Linked DNA regions of Homo sapiens: region 2 is linked to region 1. Evidence: chromatin loops called from intact Hi-C (ENCODE). Cell type or tissue: MCF 10A. All regions are shown on one strand. Each heading gives the region's core, and the rest is flanking DNA. Links, peaks and the distances in the headings are about the cores only.

What was found. A loop is a pair of places that touch in the nucleus more often than their neighbours do. Peaks named below come from ENCODE experiments on the same cell type or tissue, not always from the same donor. Only the 100,000 strongest peaks of a DNase experiment are listed, where the experiment ranks them.
Region 2: it touches region 1 in a loop (2.1-fold over the local background); 1 of 110 quality-filtered maps calls a loop at or near these places.

What each region holds. Positions count from the first base shown.
Region 1 is chrX:3,260,815-3,266,203 of GRCh38, forward strand. No RefSeq gene overlaps it. Among named protein-coding and RNA genes, the nearest start is that of LINC01546, 8.3 kb to the right of the region's middle. In MCF 10A, for the core only: no CTCF peak of the experiment used is centred there; a DNase peak (open chromatin) is centred at 2,267.
Region 2 is chrX:3,516,934-3,522,322 of GRCh38, forward strand. No RefSeq gene overlaps it. Among named protein-coding and RNA genes, the nearest start is that of SNORA48B, 13 kb to the right of the region's middle. In MCF 10A, for the core only: no CTCF peak of the experiment used is centred there; a DNase peak (open chromatin) is centred at 2,168.

The DNA of each region.
Region 1 (5,389 bases), core at 252-5,251:
CACCTTGAATTGTAATAATTATCACGTGTCAAGGGTGGGGCCAGGTGGAGATAATTGAATCATGGGGGCAGTTTCCCTCATATTGTTCTCATAGTAGTGAGTAAGTCCTAAGAGATCTGATGGCTTTATAAATGGGAGCTCCCCTGCACAAGCCCTCTTGCCTGCCGCCATGTAAGAAAAAGACATGGCTTTGCTCCTCCTTGCCTTCTGTCATGATTGTGAGCCTCACCAGCCATGTGGAACTGTGAGTCAATTAACCTTTTTACTTTATAAATGACCTAGTATCAGGAGTGTCTTTATTAGCAGCTTAAGAATGAACTAATACAGCACATCCTCCCCAAATCCATATGTGGAAGCCCTAATCCCCAATGGGATGGTCTTAGTAGGTGGGGCCTGTGGGAGGTATGTAGGTTTAGATGAGATAATGAGGGTGGTGCCTGCTTGATGGGATTAGTGTCTTTATAAGAAGAGAAAGAGACTCAGAGCTCCCTCTCTCCTCCATGTGAAGGTACAGAGACATGGCACCATCTGCAGACCAGGAAGGAGGAAGGAGGCCCTCAGTAGACACCAGATCTGCCAGCATCTTCATCTTCCCAGGCTCCAGAACTTTGGGAAGTAACATTTGTTGCTCAAGCCACCCAGCTTAAGGCATTTTATTATAGGATCCTGAACTAAGACACCATGAATGTGACCTTCTATAGCATTAGGGTCTTTGTAGATGTAATTAAGCTAAAAGTCTTGAGATGAGGATGTCATCCTGGATTATTTGGGCAAACCTACCTCTAATGCTATAACCAAATGCCATAAACTGGGTGGCTTAAATAAAATATGCACGAAGGGCAAGAGAGACAGAAGAAGAGGAGGTGATGTGAGCATGGAGGTAGATGTTGGAGTGATGTGGCCACAAGACAGAACATCAAAAGGCACCAGAAGCCAGAAGCAAAGAATGGATTCACTCTTTGAGTTTCCAGAGAAGGTGTGTTGCTGCTCACACCTTCATTTTGGGCTTCTGGCTTCCAGAAGTTTGAGAGAACAAATTCTTGCTATCTTAAAATTTTTTTTTTTTTTTCATTTCCATAGGTTTTGGGGGAACAGGTGGTATCTGGTTACATAAATTCTTTAGTGGTGATTTGTGAGATTTTGGTTCACCCATCACCAGAGCAATCCACTGAATCCAATTTGTAATCTTTTATCCCTCACCCCCATCCTGCCCTTTCCAACAAGTTCCCAATGTCCATTGTATCATTCTTATGCCTTTGCATCTTCATAGCTTAGCTCCTACTTATGAATGAGAACATATGATGTTCAGTTTTCCACTCCTGAGTGACTTCATTTAGAATAATAGTCTCCATTCCCACCTAGGTTGCTGCAAATGCCATTAATTTATTCATTTTTATGGCTGAGTAGTATTCCATGGTGTGTGTGTGTGTGTGTGTGTGTGTGTGTGTGTGTGTACATATATATCATAGTTCCTTTACCAACCTGTTGATTGATGGCATTTGGGATTATTCCACAATCCACCCAGATTATAGTAATTTGTTACAACAGCCACAGAAAAATAACACAAGAGGTGTATGCATATTTTAGGTTTTGTGGTTGTCATTCATTTTAATGACTGGAACAGACAATTGGTCAAAATCAATTTTAGTAATGTGATTGCCTTCCTAGAGTGTCATTGAGCTGGATGTTGGAGAACTAATTATAATTTCTGTTCCACAATGACTGTTTTTACATTATGTTTAGCCATGATTTACTACAGGAATTTTATTCATTTTATTTCTCCATGGCAGCGTCACACTTCCCTAATAAATGTGACACCTTTTGCATGGTGACTATGTGGTATTAATGAAGCCAGTCTCCTCCTTACTCACCTGATGTATAAATCTAATGTTAATCAAATGCCTGTTATTAGCCCAGCATTGGAACAGTCATCAGCAATGAAGCAATGAGAAAACCCAACGGGCTCCTGGGTTGATTGAGGTAATCTTTCAGTAGAAATAAAGATTGAAATTACATTCAATTCTCTGTATTTGTGATAGTTGTGTTCTATAAAGTCACCATAAACACTGAATTAGCAAGTTGTAAACTATTGCTCCCAGGGGAAATACAAGATTAGGATTCTATGATGTCTGGTCACAACATTTTCATCAACCAGTCAATACATAATCTTGTTTTATGCATGTTTCTGTTTAAGAAAAACTTTCTGAGTAGATATTTTTGACTCATTCACACTGAACTCATGTCCAGCAGCACCATGACTCATGCCTGAGTAATGCTTCTCTAACACAGAGATTTTCTCTGTGAGGCACATTGCAGTCCTTTTGTACTAGGGACCCCAGACAGCACTTCAGCTCTGTTCTTCAGGCCATTTTAAACAGCAAAATCACCAACAAAAAGCACAAACACGCAAAACACATGGTACTCAATGGACCACAATAATTCTACTTGTTTAAAGTATAAGAGCTGAAACAAGAAGGTAGGGCATGGCCTTGTTCCACTGTAGCTGGGAATGTGCACTTTGAGCAATTTATATTTTTTCCAGCTTTGTGTGTGTGTCTGCAAATGACTGCAAAAGTGCTGTATTGATTTCGAGATTACAAAGTTTTAGTGAGCAGGCAAGTTCAGAAAGACAAAATTTATAAATAAGGAAAATCAACTATACTTAGAAAACAAACAGAATATTCATAAATCTCAGGTCTGTAAACTTTTATAATTACACATGGCTAACTCTCCAGACCATTAGTCAACTCCATGCCTTCAAATTTTTGTTGTATTTGGTTATTTTCTAATGAGCATTTTGGATGATAGCCATTGGACTAAGCATTTTTTTTTTAAAGCATGGTTTTTTTTGAGTTTACTCCATGCACACTTCTCTGAATAGTTGCTACTTTTGTGCAAACAACTGTAAAAACAAACAACAAAAATAAATAAAAGATGAGACTTAAGACGAATTGAGAAAGTTGCCCAAGCTTGAAAGTGGTTGCTCTGGAACTTGATCCCAGGCCAGACAAACACAAAGATTTATTAACAAAGTTATAGAGAGGTCAATGGCCTCTGCTTTTCCAAGTTCCCTTCTCCCCTAGACTCAGTTCTGCTTTCCCTTTTGGTTCTATCTTTTTGCTTTCCTTATCTCCTCCCATCCTCTCTGACCTCACTCTCATTTTCCTCCCTGGCCCCATCTCTATATGCTGAACGCCCACACATTGGAAGTCCCAGCTCAAAAGTCATTTTGTTCCTGAAACCTCACCAAGTTCCTTCAACTGAATTAACACCTCCTCTCCTTTTTCTTTCTATATGATTTATTCACTTTTTTTTTTCTTTTTGAGACGGAATCTCACTCTGTCGCCTAGGCTGGAGTGCAGTGGTACAATCTCAGCTGACTGCAATCTCCACCTCCCGGATTCAAGCGGTTTTCCTGCCTCAGCCTCCTGAGTAGCTGGGACTAGAGGTGCGTGACACCACGCCCGGCTAATTTTTGTATTTTTAGTATAGATGGGGTTTCACCATGTTGGCCAGGATGGTCTCAATAATCTCGTGACCTCGTGATCCAACCGCCTCGGCCTCCCAAAGTGCTGGGATTACAGGTGTGAGCCACTGTGCCCAGCCTTTTTTTTTTTTTTTTGGTGTCTCGCTTTGTTGCTCAGGCTGGAGTGTAGTGGCTGGATCTTGGCTCATTGTAACCTCTGCCTCCTGGGCTCAAGTGATTCTCCTGCTCAGCCTCCTGAGTAGCTGGGACAACAGGCACGTGCCACCATGCCCGACCAAGTTTTGTATTTTTAGTAGAGACGGGGTTTCACCATGTTAATGAGGCTGGTCTTGAACTCCTGACCTCAAGCGATCTGCCCACTTCAGCCTCCCAAAGTGCTGGGATTACAGGTGTGAGCCACTGCACCCAGCCTCACTAATTTTTTATATTGTTCTTCTGCTATGGTGTGAATGTTTGTGTTCCTCCAAAATTTCTGTGTGAAAATCTTAACACCCAAGGTGATGGTGTTGGGAGGTGGAGCCTTTGAGAGATAATGAGGTCGTGAAGGTGTAGCCTCATGAATGGGATCAGTGCCCTTATAAAAGGGACCCCAGAGAGCTCCCTTGCCCCTTCCACCGTGTGAGGACACAGCAAGAAAGCACCGTCTATGAATCAGGAAGCAGGTTATCACCAGATTATTGCATCTGACACGCTTTGACCTTGGACTTCCAGCTCCCAGAACTGTGAGACATAAATGCCTGCTGTTGAGAAGCCTCGAGTCTATGGTGCTTTGTTATAGCAGCCCCAATGAAAGAAGACAACTTCCCAAACTCCCTTTGTTTCCATTACCTGTGTATCTTTGTCTACAGTAGCTTCATTTCCCTCCACAAAGTTTAGTCCGCGCAGGCAGTAACAGTGTTGTCTATATGTCTATAGCCTTGACATGCACAATGATGTGTTTTAAGTCAATACATATGTATTGGATTGATTTAAATGTAATGTGATAAAGACAGAAATACATAAGATGGGCTCAAAAATACTTAACTCCAGGTTGCACATGTGTGAAATCATCTAATACATGAGGAAGAAGAGTGTAATAATGCATCCTGTGAAGACACCAAGAAATGGCTGTTTTTTACCTGTGCAGAGACCAGGAAGCTGGCAAGAGTTTTTTGGCACTTGTGGAAAGCTAATTGGGTTTGAATCCTGCAGGCACATTTTCTAACTGGGTGACCAGTGGCTAGTACCAGACACTTAGGCTGAAAAACAGAGATAACAATGGACAGTTACCAATACTGATGGTGCAGATTAAATACAAATACGTAGACCTCAAACTCCCAAGACTCCCATCTACATTCAGAGGGCTCCACCCACATTGGCCGATGCAATTGTTAGTAATATATCCAAGACTTGCTTGCCTGGGATCACATATCTTAAAGCCTTCCCTTTGAGAAAGCGTGTTCCTTCGACTTAAACTGCTAGGTAAAAAGAAATGACCATGGTTTTTAAGAATGGATTTCTGGCCAGGCACGGTGGCTCATGCCTGTAATCCCAGCACTTTGGGAGGCTGAGGCGGGTGGATCACGAGGTCAGGAGATCAAGACCATCCTGGCTAACACGGTGAAACCTTATCTCTACTAAAAAGACAAAAAATTAGCCAGGCATGGTGGCAGGCACCTGTAGTCCCAGCTACTCGGGAGGCTGAGGCAGGAGAATGGCATGAACCCGGGAGGCAGAGCTTGCAGTGAGCCAAGATCGCGCCACTGCACTCCAGCCTGGGCAACAGAACAAGACTCCATCTCAAAAAAAAAAAAAAAAAAAAAAAAGAATGGATTTCTGCTAACGTCTCTTTAACAGAACATCCATGGTGACAGGTAAATGGGTAAATGAGATCGAGGTGTGGCCTTCTCCTTGGCATGGCCT
Region 2 (5,389 bases), core at 238-5,237, 260 kb after region 1:
AAGTGATTCTTCTGCCTCAGCCTCCCGAGTAGCTGGGATTACAGGCACACGCCACCACGCTTGGCTAATTTTTGTATTTTTAGTAGAGACAGGGTTTCACTATGTTGGCCAGGCTGGTCTTGAACTTCTGACCTCAGGTGATCCACCCACCTCAGCCTCCCAAAGTGCTGGGATTACAGGCGTGAGCCACCATGCTCAGCCTACAGGTGGATTTTTGACTGCATGGTGGGTTGGAACCCCTAACTCCCACATTGTTCAAGAGTCTACTATACATTAATATACTCTTGGGGTGTGTTTGTTGTTGTAATACTCTGAGTGTTGGAGAAGGTACAGAATTATTCACCTCCTCTCTCTTACCTGCTGTGGAAACAGGGATTCTGACCCCTGGGCTATTTCCCATGGTGACATCAATTAATTTCGGCCTCAACTCCTAAAAGGAGCCGGAACAGTTTAGTACGTGTCAGATCGTATTGGATGACCACATCACCAGCTCAATAAAGAGCCAAATTTAGCCATGACAAAAAACTGGTGAATCTCACAGAGGCAAGTATGAAAAGACTCATTGCAATGGGTTTAACAAGAAGGTGACTCTACTGTAAATTCCCACTCACTCAAAATTCCTGTGATTGGGAAGCTCATGCAGGTGAAATTTGTCTTCTGTCCTTCATCTGAAAGAACAATTAAACAAATCCCAAGAATCTGCTTAAAAGGTGTGTTGCAGGCATTCTACACAACCATTATAAGGTTGAGTAGAATTAAGTATCCAATGCAATGGACACCTATAATGATCATTCTGAGTTACTGTGAGATAGTGTATAGAACAATAACAAATTTGAACACAATTAAATATAAAAGTAAATATGTGCAATAGTGACTCGAGCTGGGTATAATGTAACCATGATTTGGAAATAGCACATCTGTAATGAAAGAAACAGAAGATGCTATGTCTCTGCTCCATCTCTTATAGCTATAGCTTCTTCCTGAAGAAACTCTCATGTGGTTTTCATATGAAAAATGATAAGAGCAGAATATTTGAACTTTCTTAGCTAATATGCTCAATGGATGAATGAATAGATAGAGAGATAGATGATGGATAGATAGATTAGATAGATAATTGATAGCCGATAGATAGATAGATAATAGATGGATAGGTAGGTAGATGATAGAGATGAGATTTTGATAGGTAGGAAAGTAGGTAGATGATGGATGAGTAGATAGATAAGCGATGGATTGATAAAGGTAGAAGACATAGATGATGATAGATGATAGATGGATGTAGATGAATAGAGAGATGATAGATGAGACAGATGATAGACACATAAGATAACAGATAAATGGATAAGATGAGATAAATGGATAGATAATAAATAGATACATAGATGGATACAGAGAGACATGAGAGTTGAATAGGTAGGGAAGTAGTTACATAGAAAGCTTGATAGATGGATGAGTAGATAGATGGATAAAAATGGAAGAGATAGAGATAGATACGAGATAGACAATGATAGCTAAACTAATAAATCTAATAGCTATTACATATGATATGAATTCATACTTACATCCACACAGTTGAGGTTTGCGTGTAGAGGAATAGTTAGATGTTAGCAATTTGTACTGAATTACAATTGTACTTTGTGTATTTAAGTGTCATAAGCCAAATTCTAAATAACCTAATCCTTTTAAAATTCTCAATTCACCAGAATCCTGAGTTAAAAAGAACTCACAACCCTCCAATTCCAAATAATTTCTCGAGAGTAATGATGCAGTTGAGAGAAACCCCCAGCCTCTGTGAGAGAGGAAACTTCTCCACTGCGTTCCCTGGAAATAGGCACTCTTTGGGGCTCTCATTTGCCTCGAACTAATGATTTTGTTCTCTTTGTTTGCTTATGGGGGAAACAACTATGTTATAAATCAATGAGTTTTAGCTTTGTGCGCTGAATCTGGAGATCCGACACTTTTGGAAAATTATTTTTGAAGCTGACCTCACTCATCTGTGCCGGCCTTGGCAGAGGCTGTGGTTAGATGCTGGTTCTGCTCACATAGATATGCCACATGGAAAAAAATAAAAGTACTTTCAACAAACCGAGAAGCGGTGACCCAGACATAAAGAATGAGCATTTGTTTCCAGTGTCCGCTGGTGACTCACTTCACTCTGTCATTGGTCAGAGCCTTCCCGTTCTGAGGCACAGCCCTGGCAAAGGCGGGGTTCTGGAAGGACAGGGCTTGCCTGGGAGATAATGATTCAGGAATCAGACAGGGGGGCGGGTGTTCGGTAATTGTATCACTCCACCCTCAGCGTGAGTTAGAAGAGGATTGCACTCCAACTTCTGCTGCAGGTCTTCATTCTCTGCTGTGTGTGTGTGTGTGTGTGAGAGAGAGAGAGAGAGAGAGTGTTACTCTGTCGCTCAGGAGTGCAGTGGCACGATCTCAGCTCACTGCAGCTTTGACCTCCTAGGGTCAAGCCATCCTCCCGCCTCAGCCTCCGGACCAGCTGAGACTACAGGCGCAAACCATCATATGCCTGGCTAATTGATTTGCATTTTTTGTAGAGACAGGGTTTTGTTACGTTGCCCAGGCTGATCTCGAACCCCTAAGCTCAAGCAATCTACATGCATCGGCCTCCCAAAATGCTGTGATTACAGGCATGAGTCACCACACCCGGCCACCATTCTCTGCTTTTCACTTGAGTAAATGCATTTACAAGCAAGGGTGAGCTCTGACAAAGAAAGCTCTTGCCCAATTCCACAAACAGAAAAAGGATGAGGGATGAGTATTCAGGATACTGAGTATCTTGAATATAGTGGAACATCTGGGTTTTGGTTTTTTGTTTTTGAGACAGAGTCTCGCTCTGTTGTCCAGGCTAGAATGCAGTGATATAATCCCAGCTCATTGTAGCCTCGACCTCGTGGACTCAAGTGATCCTCCCACCTCAGCCTCCCGAGTAGATGGAACTGCAGGTGTGCAGCAGCACACCCGGCTATTTTATTTTTTAAATTTTTGTAGAGACGGGGTCTTACTATGTTGCCTAGGCTGGTCTCAAACTCCTGGGCTCAAGCTATCCTCCTGCCTTGGCTTCCCAAAGTGCTGGGTTTACAGGCATGAGCCACCACTCCCAGACCTGGTTTTTTCTAATATCCTTTCCTTTGACACTCATTTGTTAGGGGAATGCATTTATTCCTTAGGGCTGCGGTAACAAATTGCCACCAATGTAGGGGCTTCCAACAACACACATATTGAACCTGCCATTACTTTCGCACCAACCTAGTACATACTCTCACGGTTCTGGAAGTTGGAAGTCCTGAATCAATACTACCAAGCTGAAGTCAAGGTTATCTCCATGGTTGTGCTCCCTTGGAAAGCCTGTGGGGAGGATCCTTCCTTACCTCCTCCAGCTTCTGGCGGCTCCATCGTCATCACTCCGATCCTCAAGGCCAGCCTCTCTGAATTCTCTCTGTGCTCCATCTCGCACCATCTTCTCCTCTGTGGGTGTGTCAGGTCTCCTTGTGTCTTCTTCACATTAGGATCCATGTCTGGCAATTTAGGAGTCACCACTGCTCGGTTTGTTGAAAGTACTTTTACTTTTTTTCCATCTGGCATATCTAGTTGAGTGGAACCAGCATCTCCCCCACAGCCTCTGCCAAGGCCGGCCCAGATGAGTGAGGTCAGTCCCCCAAAAATAATTTTGCAAATGTGTCAGATCTCTAGATTCAGTGCACAAAGCCACAACTCATTTATTAATCATCTAGTTGTTTCCCCCTACAGGCAGGATTATCTGCCCATCTCAAGATTTGTACCTTACACACATCTGCAAAAATTCTTTTTTCCAAATAAGGTTCCATTCACAGGGTGTAGAGAGGAACAGCTGATCTGTTTGGGGAACATTATTCAGACTATGGCTGGGAATGGGATGTCGCCATTTTGGAAGGATGCATTTTTCAAAAACAATTTCAACTTTTATTTCAGATTCAGGGGATATTTGTGCAGGTTTTTTTCCTGGGTACATTGAGTGATGCTGAGGTCTGGGGTATAACTGATGCTGTCACCCACGTAGTGAGCATTAGCACCCACTAAGTACTTTTTCAACCCTTGCTGCTATCCCTCCCTCCCTGCTCTAGTAATCCCTGGTGTCTCTTGTTGCCAGGAACGATGAATTTTTAAATTGATGTCTGTCCCAAGTATCCCTGGGAAAGACTGGGAGTGTGGTTACATTGTGGTCAGCAGTGTAATGCTGTTTCTCTGCTGGAAAATAAAGAAGTGGTGTTAAAACTGAAAGAGATCTTGGGAATCTTCCCCTTAGAGCTTACAAATATCTCAGCCAGGTCCTTGGGAGGTCAGAAGGACCGAATGGGGCCAACCCCCACCCCACCAGCATCTCCTCCACCCATGCTGCCTGACCAAGAGAAAATTAAATTATCTTTTACTGTAGCCAAATTCTCGTCAATTATCCTCTCTTCCATGTTTGTTCTGTTCTTCCCCCTCCTGGAAGACAGAATGAGCCTTTACTGCATGTGAATTGTTGGCTTTCTTGCCAGCCCAGGTCCTGACCCATGGGCTGTGCTTGAGGAGCCTTTGGAGTCTTTTGCAGGAGGACAGCCATACCAGCTTGAAGTAGACCCCACTCAAGAGGCAAAAGACTCCTGAACAAGCTCATATTCAAGTGGTTCCAAAGTACTAATGTATAAGGGGAAAAAAAAGCAAATCTCAGCTCTCCAAGTAGAGAAAGAATGTTTTACAGCTATTTAAACATCGGTAACAAGAAACCCTTGACATAACTAGCTTCTCCCAAACGAGCAAATAAGTACTCTTACTAATGTAAGAAACATGAATAAACACGAGAGAATTCCAACAAAACTCAAGGGGATCAACTTTTTTCTTTAACTTTTCACATCTGGAGCTTTCAAATTCTGTCAATTTAGCATCTAAAAAAAATAATTGACACATGTTCAGCATATCCGTATGCAATCAAGGTGCTGCCATTAAACATCATATGATTCTTTTCATAGCTTGATAAAAATAAATTATATCATAGCGTGGGGGCATTTGAGATAGACTGTATGAATTCCCTTTGTATTAATGTTTTCTATATTTTTCATATTTCCAGATAGTTTCCCCCAATGACATTGGTAATTCTGTTTTGTTTTGTTTTTTAAATGATAAAGAGAGTTTAGCTTACACCCTTAGGTCTCAGCAAACTCCCTTGGTGATGGTGAGAGAAACTTTCCATCATTAACAAAAAACATATGCTGAGGTTTAGATGACATCAATCCGATTCCTGTGGAATGATGGGATTTGGGAGTTCAGTGCAGTTAGACAAAAAAAAAAGAGAGAGAGAGAGAGAGCCTTACAGTTTACTCAGAACCATAATTTACATCAAGGGGAACAGAGAGAA